Regions from separate parts of the Homo sapiens genome. Here region 1 is linked to region 2. The links are chromatin loops, found by intact Hi-C in ENCODE. Cell type or tissue: PC-9. All regions are shown on one strand. Links, peaks and the distances in the headings refer to the core of each region. The heading gives the core; the rest is flanking DNA. Region 1 overlaps LOC124903820 (a long non-coding RNA gene). Region 2 overlaps C1orf159 (chromosome 1 open reading frame 159).

Region 1 (5,356 bases), core at 69-5,068, 78 kb before region 2:
GTCCACAGGAGCCTGGGTTCAGCTCTGACTGAGACAGGGAGAGAGAGCACACAGGTGAGGTCATGCCAGGGAACGCCTCACAGAGCCGTGGGTCCCTCTACTGTCTCCCTCCCTTGGACACAAGCCAAGGCCCCACGGAGGACAGACAGCGGCCCCCGCGTGCCCTCCGACCCAATCAGGCCCAGTGTGAGCAGGAAGCAAACCTCCACTGACCTCCACTGAGCGGAGGGCTTGGCACCTCCTTCCTTCCCTTCCCTCCTCCCTGCGCATCCCCCCCGACCGTCCCTGCGCTCTGATGGCGGCCCCTGGTCAGGACTCTGCCTTCTCCATCAGTTCCAAAGCTCCACCCGCAGACGAAACGCTTGGAGCAACGTCTGCCCTCTGACCTCAGTGGTAAAACACCATCCGGGTGCGGTGGCTCACGCCTGTAATCCCAGCACTTTGGGAGGCCGAGGCGGGCGGATCAACTGAGCCCAGGAGTTTGAGACCAGCCTGGGCAACATGGTGAGACCCCGTCTCTACAAAAAATTTAAAACTTAGCTGGCTGTGGTGGTGCACACCTGTGGGCCCACCTGTGGGAGGATTGCTGAGCCTGGGAGGTGGAGGCTTCGGTGAACCGTGATCGCACCACCGCACTCCAGCCTGGGCCACAGAGTCAGACCCTGTCTCAAAAAAGAAAACACAAAGGCAAAAGGCCCCAGAGTTTTCTGCAGAATTATAAACTGTGTCTACCTGGAACTGAGAAACAGTGAGCGAGCAGCTCACCAGCCCTGGGACGAGGAAGGCCCCAGCCCCGTCCACGGTTCCTCCCACCTGGGCAGCTGTGTCCTGGCCCAGGTGCAGCCGAGCTCTGCCCTGCACAGCACAGGGCCCTCCACCCTCGCTGCTGTGGACATGGAGAGTGGCGGGGCACTGGGCGTGCCCCCGTCGCCCCATAATAAAATCCACTGTGGCCGCTCCCCTGGCTTTGAGGAGGAATATTTGCGTCTGGCTGAACACCTGCTTCCCGGCTTCATGGTGACACTCAGGCCCCACACCATCCTGCCTAATTCCTGAGTAGAGGGAAAATGACTGTGTCTGGCTGTGGAACTGGAGCTGCCTCTGCTCCTTGTGTGGAGCTGCTCGGAGAAGCGGGAGCTTGGCAGCATGGCCCAGACTTGCTCACACGTCCTCACCTGCTTTTCTTTTTTTAAATGGAGTCTGGCTCTGTTGCCCAGGCTGGAGTGCAGTGGTGCGATCTCGGCTCACTGCAGCCACCACCTCCCGGGTTCAAGTGATTCTCCTGTCTCAGCCATCAGAGTAGCTGGGACTACAGGTGTGCACTACCATGCCCAGCTAATTTTTGTATTTTTAGTAGAGACAGGGGTTTTGCCGTGTTGGCCAGGCTAGTCTCAAACTCCTGACCTCGGGTGATCCGCCTGCCTTGGCCTCCAAAAGTGCCAGGATTACAGGCATGAGCCACCATGCCCGGCCCCTCACCTGCTTTTAAACCAATCACGTGGTTCCCACTGCCCTGCTTTCATCCTGGATGAACCTGGGTATGGCTGCTGGAGGACCCCGAGCTGGCCAGTCCCTACCCAGGCCCCAGGGCCCTCGGGTGCCTCTGAGCTCCGTGGATGGCCAGTTCTGAGGCCCTGAGCTGGGGGGAGGATTGCTAACGGAGTGGCTGAGGGCTGATGCCCGCTCTGGGGTGCAGCAGGGCCCCCGCACCGCCCGGGTGCAAGGCTCAGGGAGGGGAGGCCTGGGACGCTCGCTGGCACAGGTCTCTCTGGGGGCAAGGGCAGGGGCAGGGCTCAAGTCTCGGGAGGCCCAGGCCGGCATCCCCCACCTACCAAGGAAGTGAGTGGCCCTGGGGCACAGCGCGTGGCGCCCGAGGCCTCTCTCCTCCTCCACGGAGGGGGCCCAGTGGCTCTGCCAGCTGGCGTGAGCTGGTCGGTGTGGGGCCACTCCACACCCGGCCCCGCACAGTGGCTGCACTTGGTGTCGGAATCTCCAGGAACTGGTGGCTGCCAAAGGTTCCGGCCTGGTCCTCCTGCTGGGTAGGACATTGTCATGGCAGCCGGGTGGGGACCGTGGAGGGGAGGGGGTGTGGCTCTCCGGGGACCAGGCTGGCGGCTGGTGGCAGAGCCGGCCAGAGGGTACCCAGCCCCCAGCCCCCAGCCCTGGCTGGGCCCGAGGTCTCGCTGGGCGGGGCAGGCAGGACAAAGGCCCTTTGTGCTCTGGCTCGGGGCTACTTCCTGATGGCACCAGACACAGGAAGCCACAGGGTCCCCGTTTCTTGGGCCAGACTGCCGAGGGTCCCGCCTGCGCCGGGGGCTACCTTCCCCCTGGGACGGTGCTGGGAAGAAGGGGAGGGCCCAGGAGCCTCTGGAGCTGCGGGCTCAGGGCTGGGGCCCCCCTCAGGCAGGGACACAGCTCAGCGCCGCCCGGGGCTCCTCCGCTTCTTCCGGGTTCTCCGCGCACAGCCCCGGGAGCCGCTCCTGGCTCCTCGGCCACCGGGGCGCCCACAGCGGGCGGGATGGCTGGAGGCTGGGGGCGCCTGCCCAACCCTCCCTGGGGACGGTGCCCCACCCAGGGTGCCAGGCCCCGGATCCTCGCTCCCCCCTCCTGACCCTCCGCAATGTCAGGGTCTTGACCGGGAGCGGGGCGGGGCCCGTGACCCCCTACGGGTTGAGGGGAGGCCCGGTGGCCCCTTCACTACTTGAGGGAGGGCCTGGGGCTAATTTTGGCTTTGCCTCCTCTAGTCAGCACCAGCCTGGAACACAGACAGGCTTTGCTTGGAGAACCCTGGGAGGAAAACCCAGTCTCCTCGGCGGGAAGGGTGGCGCGTCCCCAGGGCCTAGAGTTTGAGATTAAACAGGATCGGGCGGAGGGAGGCCCCTCCCAGCAGCTCCGCCTCCTCGGGGCGCCCAGCGGTCTTTTCCACCTCGTCGCCTTCCCCCTTCCTGCTCCACACGAACCCCGGTAGCAGACACCCGTTTCCACCCCGGCAGGAAGGCCAGGGAGCCTCCAGGCCGATGGGAGGCAGGGCTGGGGCGGGGCTGCGGGCGGGGCGGGGATGGAGGGGCTGGGCTGGGGCGGAGCTGGGGGCGGGGATGGCGGGGATGGCGGGGATGGCGGGGATGGCGGGGATGGCGGGGATGGCGGGGATGGCGGGGATGGCGGGGATGGGATGGGTGGGCGGGGATGGGATGGGTGGGCTGGGGGCGGGATGGGTGGGCTGGGGGCGGGGCTGCAGTCCCTAGGGCTCGCTGGATCCACCTGCTGCCTTTGCCTCTGGACCTTGATTCCAGGGCCCAGTGCTCCCCGCCCAGGCCATGCCCTTCTACCATGCTGCCAGACAAGGCAGGTGACCCCACCATGATTTAATGCTGCACAGAGCGGGGGGCCTCCTGCACCCTCTTCCAGCTAGCTACCTTTTCTCCCACTTTGTCCCGGCTCCTCCCACCTGACCCAAGACCCCAGGCACCTGTTGGCCACTGCAAGCTCAGGGCACCACGGTTCAAGCCAGAAGGTCACTCTGTCCCCAGCCCGAGGTCCTGGGTCCTGGTCCTGCTGTGCGACCTTGGGTCTGCCCACAGAGGGTTGCCACAGGGCGGACCAGCCCAGTGCCCGGGACCTCCCCCCGCCCCCCTAAGCAAGTGCTGGCCCACCTTCCCCCCACCTTCTTGCCCTGAACCAAGCTCTGGGACCTGCCCGTGTCCAGCTGGGGCCTGTGGGTCAGCACAGCCTCCTCAGCCTGGCTCACCCTGACCGGACCCACCTCCACCTGAGGCCCTGAAGCTCCCATGTCCTCCCCCAGGGCTGTATCCCTGATAGCTGTGAGGCTTAGCCACGGCCTCTACTGAATTCTCAGAAAGGCGTTAACCAAAAGTCTGGAAGCTTTGCCCGTGGTCTGAGACACAGCCCTCTCCCGGGAGCCTGATCTGCAGCCTGTCCCTTTGTTTTCTTCTCAGTTATTCATTGAGATCTGCCCCAGTCCTCCACAGCCACCCTCGTCCCCAGAGGCCTCTAGGGCGCCAAATCCAGGGGTGACCCTACGGCCTCCCAGCCCAGCCTGTGGGCAGCCGGTCACCACGTGCCTCTGAGGCTCAAATCCAGAGGTGACCCTATGGCCTCCCAGCCCAGCCTGTGGGCAGCCGGTCACCACGTGCCTCTGAGGCTCAGCCCACTCAGCCACCGGAGCACAGGCATTCCTGGGAACCAGCGGGCTGGGGTGCTGGTGCCGGGGAAATGGAGGGGGTGGATGGAGATGGGGACAAGGCGTCTGGAGGCTGGGAAGAATGTGCACACTCTTCCCTGGTGTCGTCGGCACAGATTTCCTGCAGATTCCAGCTGAGCAGGTGTAGTTTGAGTGGGAGTTTCCCGAGTGGGGACTCCATGCTGGTTACGGCGCCCGGCAGAGCCTGGGTGGAAGTGCACTGGCTTCGCCTGATGACGAGGGAACGGAGGCTGTGGTCAGGTTGGCGGTGCCCTGAGGAATCCCAGGACTCCTGGATGGGAAGAGTGTGGGGTCCTGAAGGCCAAAGGGAGAGAGTGCCCCAGGCAGGAGACATGGCCAGTGCCCACAGGGGTGGCCTGTTTGCAGGCGTGCTGGCGGAGGTTCTCAGATCCACCTGCTGGCTGAAAAGTACTGAAATGTTCAACCATCCGATTAAAGCTTCGAAGAGCCAAGGAGCTGGTAAGAACTCACTAAGCCAAAGCCATGGATAAAATATTGCCTAGAGCACTCTGCCACGTTCCTCGGGGGTCAGCAGATGTGAACTTTTGTTCCAATGTGGAAATCATCCACCAGGAGACCCTCCCCACAAAACCTGGGAGTCCCAAAGGGCTCCACTCCCAAAGTGAGGACGAAGTGAAGTGACTCCATCCTCGCAGCCCCAGTTCAAGTCACTTCCACAGTGGTCTTCCAAAGGCCACTCAGGCCCAGGCAGTATTGTCCCAGGTGTCTGGCAGAGGAAAGCCGAATGGGGCAGTGCCTTTGCTCGAGGCATCAAATCGTCCTACAGATACTTGTTCAAGTACAATGACCAGCACGCCGTCGAAGATAACCAGTCTCGCAAAGATATGATATAAGCAAGAACGGATGGAATCAGACACCAGCAAGCCCCACAGGGGCCTGAGATATTGGATTATCAGACACAGACCAAAAAACACTAAAATCAGTGTGTTGAAAACAAAAAAAGACGTTTTATATTTGCAGAGAACTTTAGCTTATAAAAATTATGTAGTAGATTTAAAAAGACAATGAGCTTTTAGAAATGAAAATATAACCACAATTTAAAACTCAATGGATAGGCTTAACAGAAGATTTAAAATTGCTGAAAAGAAAACTGGGGTCTGGACGCGTTGGCTC
Region 2 (5,356 bases), core at 240-5,239:
TCTCTGTTTTTAAGCAGAAATTCATTGTGCAGAAAAGTCCTCCAGAGCTCTGTGGCCCCGCTCGGATCCGCTGGACCCCCATGCCTGGCTGATCCCTGCCCACGTGGGGCAGGCCCACATCTAACCCCCACAAGTCACTGCCTCACTGCACCTGCCAAGGCTGCCCTGGCGCTGAGTCCTGGGGTCCCTCCCGGAGTTCCTGGGAGAAAGGCGCCGTCGTGGCCGCCTCCCGCACGCCAGGCCCGGGCTCCACCGTGGGTCTCAGACGCCCTGCGGCACCGGCACCGTCTGCTTTAGCATGGGACCCCCCTCTGAGGGGTGGCCTGGCCTTCGGGGTCCCCACGCTCCTTTGCGAAGTCCACTGTGGGTGCCATCATGGTCTCCGGGACCTGGGCCAGCGGGAACGTGGGGGCACTGGGTGTGCTGATATAAAGTCGGCATTACTCAAGCTGCGTTCCGAGCTGCTCTCTCCCGTAGGATGCTCTGTTCTCTAAGTGCAGGTCGGGGAGCAAAGCCCCCGCCAGGCTGGCCCCACGCACTCCGCCACCGTGTGCTGGGGGCAAGGAGGTGGGACGGGGGTGGAGGAGAGTCCAGGTTGGGGCTGCCTGGTTGGGACCCCCCGCCCCGCGCCGCACATTTTCTGCCACAGGCCCATTCCCCAGATGCAACCTGTGCAGGTGGGACCTGTGGTCCCCGAACCCCCAGCTCGGAGTGAGGTGGGACAGAGTGTGGGTGTGCGTTTCCATCGGCCGGCCGGGCTGCGTGGGGGCTGCAGACACGGGCCCCGGGAGGGCTGCCATGGCCATCTGGGGGGGCAGCAGTGTGGGGGTGTTTGCTGACAGTGATGGGCCTGGCCAGAGAGGGCTGAGCTGGGGCAGGACAGGCCTTGAGGGCAGAGGGCCCGGGCACCAGGATGCCAGAGCGCGGGCCCTGCTCTCGTAACCGTGCCCTCCACCCAGGCAGAAACGTCCACTGCCTGGAGGGTCGTGTCCTTAGACACCTGCATCCCTGTCCCCAAAAACCCCCAGCCTGAGGTTTGCAGCCAGGGAGTATCTGGGGGAGCATTGGCTCTGCCCTGGGCCCTGGCCCAAGAAGTGTCCTGGGGCTGGGAGGGTCACTGGTCCTGGGGAGAAAGGGAGGGACTGGACAGCCCAAGGCCACTCTGAGCCCAGTACCCACCGCCCCACCTGATGCCCTGGGCCACGCCCCTGTGACGCGGGAGCCCCCAGACTCCTCCTGTGGGGAAGGAGACAGGGACCGAGATGGGAGCAGAGGGAAGGAGACAGGGACCGAGGTGGGGGCGGAGGGAAGGAGACAGGGACCGAGGTGGGGGCGGAGGGAAGGAGACAGGGACCGAGGTGGGGGCGGAGGGAAGGAGACAGGGACCGAGGTGGGGGCGGAGGGAAGGAGACAGGGACCGAGGTGGGGGCGGAGGGAAGGAGACAGGGACCGAGGTGGGGGCGGAGGGAAGGAGACAGGGACCGAGGTGGGGGCGGAGGGAAGGAGACAGGGACCGAGGTGGGGGCGGAGGGAAGGAGACAGGGACCGAGGTGGGGGCGGAGGGAAGGAGACAGGGACCGAGGTGGGGGCGGAGGGAAGGAGACAGGGACCGAGGTGGGGGTGGAGGGAAGGAGTCCACATCCCCCTGGAAACTCCACTCCTGCATTTGCACCAGGCTGGGCGTCTGGTTTGGAGGATAAAATCGGAAACAGGCACGAACAGCAGGTCCAGCCAGGCAGGGTCTGGAGGCCAGGCCAGACACAGACAGGCACCTCCCAGCCCACCCTCTGAGCAGCCCCCCAGGCCCCATCTCTCAATTCTGGGTCCCCTCCTCCTCCTCCCACCCAGTGGCCCAAACCAAAAACCCAGGGTCATCCTGACACCTCCACATATCCCCCTCAGCTGGCTCCCCACGTCCCCCACCTGCGCACTCGCGATTGGCCCTTGGGCAGCACGTGGTCAGCCAGGACCTGTGGCAGCGAGGGGCACGCCCTCCTCACTGGGCACAGGAGGGACACACTGAGCTGGGCCTAGGGGCGGCCCCAGCACGTCAGGGGCAAAGCTAGACCCAAGTGCACGTCCCGGAGCCCTGCTCCCCCGCACCGGCCTCCCCTCTGCACATCTGGGCCCTTGGGAAAGAATTCCAGTCCCACGGCCAACAGAGCCGCTGCATTTGAGGCAATGGCCCAGCACGGGGCGGGGCGGGGTGGGGCGAGGCCGGGGGCCCCACAGCAGCCTGGAAGGCCCCTCCCCGCACCGGCCGCACCACGTCCCCAGGCCTGGCAGTGCCAGGTGTGACCCGTAACCGAGGCCTGGAGGGGAAGGAGTCCCTGAGAGGGCGTGAGGAGACCGAGTGAAGGAGGTGAGGGGTCAGGTGCTCACACCAGCATCCATGTCTCAAGCATGGGCACGTGTGCTCACACACGCCCACACGCTCACCAGCCCAGCCTCCCGCCCACTGGCTGCGACGGAGGGGACCAGGCGGGCCCACCCCCTGCCCTGGAATCTGCCAGCCAAGCTGCTCTGAGCCTCCCGAGAGCCCTGAGAGACCGTCTGAGCTGAGAGAAGGGGAGCTGCTGGCTCCTCTCCTGCACAGGGAGGCCTGGCCTGGCGCCGAGACCACACATTCCTCCGGCCTTTCCTCACCTTTGCCTCCGGCACGAGTGTCAGCCGGGAGCCCAGAGTGACCTCAGTGCCAGGATATTCCCAGGAGCTGTCGGGAGGACGTTCCCAGAGCTGCAGGGGCCAGGGTGCTTCCTGGAGGCGGCATGTGACCCGAGTCACGGACCTCAGGAAGCAGGAGCCTCCGACGAGTGCTTTCAGGGCCTCACAGCGGCCCTGCACAGAGTCCCCATAGCCTCAGCCTCCCCCCACGGAGTCCCCATAGCCTCAGCCTCCCCCCACGGAGTCCCCATAGCCTCAGCCTCCCGGCACGGAGTCCCCATAGCCTCAGCCTCCCCCCACGGAGTCCCCATAGCCTCAGCCACCCCCCACGGAGTCCCCATAGCCTCAGCCTCCCCCCACGGAGTCCCCATAGCCTCAGCCACCCCCCACGGAGTCCCCATAGCCTCAGCCTCCCCCCACGGAGTCCCCATAGCCTCAGCCTCCCGGCACGGAGTCCCCATAGCCTCAGCCTCCCGGCACGGAGTCCCCATAGCCTCAGCCTCCCCCCACGGAGTCCCCATAGCCTCAGCCTCCCCCCACGGAGTCCCCATAGCCTCAGCCTCCCCCCACGGAGTCCCCATAGCCTCAGCCTCCCCGCACGGAGTCCCCATAGCCTCAGCCTCCCCCCACGGAGTCCCCATAGCCTCAGCCACCCCGCACGGAGTCCCCATAGCCTCAGCCTCCCCGCACGGAGTCCCCATAGCCTCAGCCTCCCCCCACGGAGTCCCCATAGCCTCAGCCTCCCGGCACGGAGTCCCCATAGCCTCAGCCACCCCTCACGGAGTCCCCATAGCCTCAGCCTCCCCCCACGGAGTCCCCATAGCCTCAGCCTCCCCCCACGGAGTGCCCATAGCCTCAGCCTCCCCCCACGGAGTCCCCATAGCCTCAGCCTCCCCCCACGGAGTCCCCATAGCCTCAGCCTCCCGGCACGGAGTCCCCATAGCCTCAGCCTCCCCCCACGGAGTCCCCATAGCCTCAGCCTCCCCCCACGGAGTCCCCATAGCCTCAGCCTCCCCCCACGGAGTCCCCATAGCCTCAGCCTCCCCCCACGGAGTCCCCATAGCCTCAGCCTCCCCCCACGGAGTCCCCATAGCCTCAGCCTCCCCCCACGGAGTCCCCATAGCCTCAGCCTCCCCCCACGGAGTCCCCATAGCCTCAGCCTCCCCCCACGGAGTCCCCATAGCCTCAGCCTCCCCCCACGGAGTCCCCATAGCCTCAGCCTCCCCCCACGGAGTCCCCATAGCCTCAGCCTCCCCCCACGGAGTCCCCATAGCCTCAGCCTCCCCCCACGGAGTCCCCATAGCCTCAGCCACCCCTCACGGAGTCCCCATAGACGCAGCCTCCCCCCACGGAGTCCCCATAGCCTCAGCCTCCCCCCACGGAGTCCCCATAGCCTCAGCCTCCCCCCACGGAGTCCCCATAGCCTCAGCCTCCCCCCACGGAGTCCCCATAGCCTCAGCGTCCCCCCACGGAGTCCCCATAGCCTCAGCCTCCCCGCACGGAGTCCCCATAGCCTCAGCCTCCCCCAACGGAGTCCCCATAGCCTCAGCCTCCCCCAACGGAGTCCCCATAGACTCAGCCTCCCGGCACGGAGTCCCCATAGCCTCAGCCTCCCCCCACGGAGTCCCCGTAGCCTCAGCCTCCCCCCACGGAGTCCCCGTAGCCTCAGCCTCCCCCCACGGAGTCCCCGTAGCCTCAGCCTCCCCCCACGGAGTCCCCGTAGCCTCAGCCTCCCCCAACGGAGTCCCCGTAGCCTCAGCCTCCCCGCACGGAGTCCCCGTAGCCTCAGCCTCCCCCCACGGAGTCCCCGTAGCCTCAGCCTCCCCCCACGGAGTCCCCGTAGCCTCAGCCTCCCCCCACGGAGTCCCCGTAGCCTCAGCCTCCCCGCACGGAGTCCCCATAGCCTCAGCCTCCCCCAACGGAGTCCCCATAGCCTCAGCCTCCCCCAACGGAGTCCCCATAGCCTCAGCCTCCCCCAACGGAGTCCCCATAGACTCAGCCTCCCGGCACGGAGTCCCCATAGACTCAGCCTCCCGGCACGGAGTCCCCATAGACTCAGCCTCTCGGCACGGAGTCCCCATAGACTCAGCCTCCCCCCACGGAGTCCCCATAGCCTCAGCCTCCCCCCACGGAGTCCCCATAGCCTCAGCCTCCCCCCACGGAGTCCCCGTAGCCTCAGCCTCCCCCCACGGAGTCCCCGTAGCCTCAGCCTCCCCCCACGGAGTCCCCGTAGCCTCAGCCTCCCGGCACGGAGTCCCCGTAGCCTCAGCCTCCCGGCACAGAGTCCCCATAGACTCAGCCTCCCGGCACGGAGTCCCCATAGACTCAGCCTCCCGGCACGGAGTCCCCATAGCCTCAGCCTCCCGGCACGGAGTCCCCATAGCCTCAGCCACCCCGCACGGAGTCCCCATAGACTCAGCCTCCCCGCACGGAGTCCCCATAGACTCAGCCACCCCTCACGGAGTCCCCGTAGACTCAGCCTCCCCGCACGGAGTCCCCGTAGCCTCAGCCTCCCGGCACGGAGTCCCCGTAGCCTCAGCCTCCCCCCACGGAGTCCCCGTAGCCTCAGCCTCCCCCCACGGAGTCCCCGTAGCCTCAGCCTCCCCCCACGGAGTCCCCGTAGCCTCAGCCTCCCCCCACGGAGTCCCCGTAGCCTCAGCCTCCCCCCACGGAGTCCCCGTAGCCTCAGCCT

What was found. Hi-C counts contacts between places; a loop is a spot of excess contacts. Peaks named below come from ENCODE experiments on the same cell type or tissue, not always from the same donor. Only the 100,000 strongest peaks of a DNase experiment are listed, where the experiment ranks them.
Region 1: a loop joins it to region 2, with 9 times the contacts of the local background. A loop is called at or near these places in 2 of 110 quality-filtered maps.

The regions. Positions count from the first base shown.
Region 1 is chr1:1,155,161-1,160,516 of GRCh38, reverse strand. LOC124903820 (a long non-coding RNA gene) reads right to left here. Exons shown (of 3, transcript XR_007065351.1): 2 at 1,833-2,035; 3 at 1-28. Among named protein-coding and RNA genes, the nearest start is that of MIR200BHG, 5.0 kb to the left of the region's middle. RefSeq lists an enhancer at 1,775-1,844 and silencers at 2,195-2,374, 2,445-2,684. In PC-9, for the core only: no CTCF peak of the experiment used is centred there; DNase peaks (open chromatin) are centred at 2,176 and 2,936; H3K4me3 peaks cover 1,416 bases; H3K27ac peaks cover 1,694 bases.
Region 2 is chr1:1,076,915-1,082,270 of GRCh38, reverse strand. It overlaps C1orf159 (chromosome 1 open reading frame 159), which reads left to right. Exons shown (of 10, transcript NM_017891.5): 10 at 1-448. Among named protein-coding and RNA genes, the nearest start is that of RNF223, 5.3 kb to the right of the region's middle. RefSeq lists silencers at 171-350, 1,980-2,079, 2,140-2,219 and enhancers at 368-1,069, 1,070-1,772. In PC-9, for the core only: no CTCF peak of the experiment used is centred there; DNase peaks (open chromatin) are centred at 1,990 and 2,570; H3K4me3 peaks cover 1,021 bases; H3K27ac peaks cover 1,687 bases.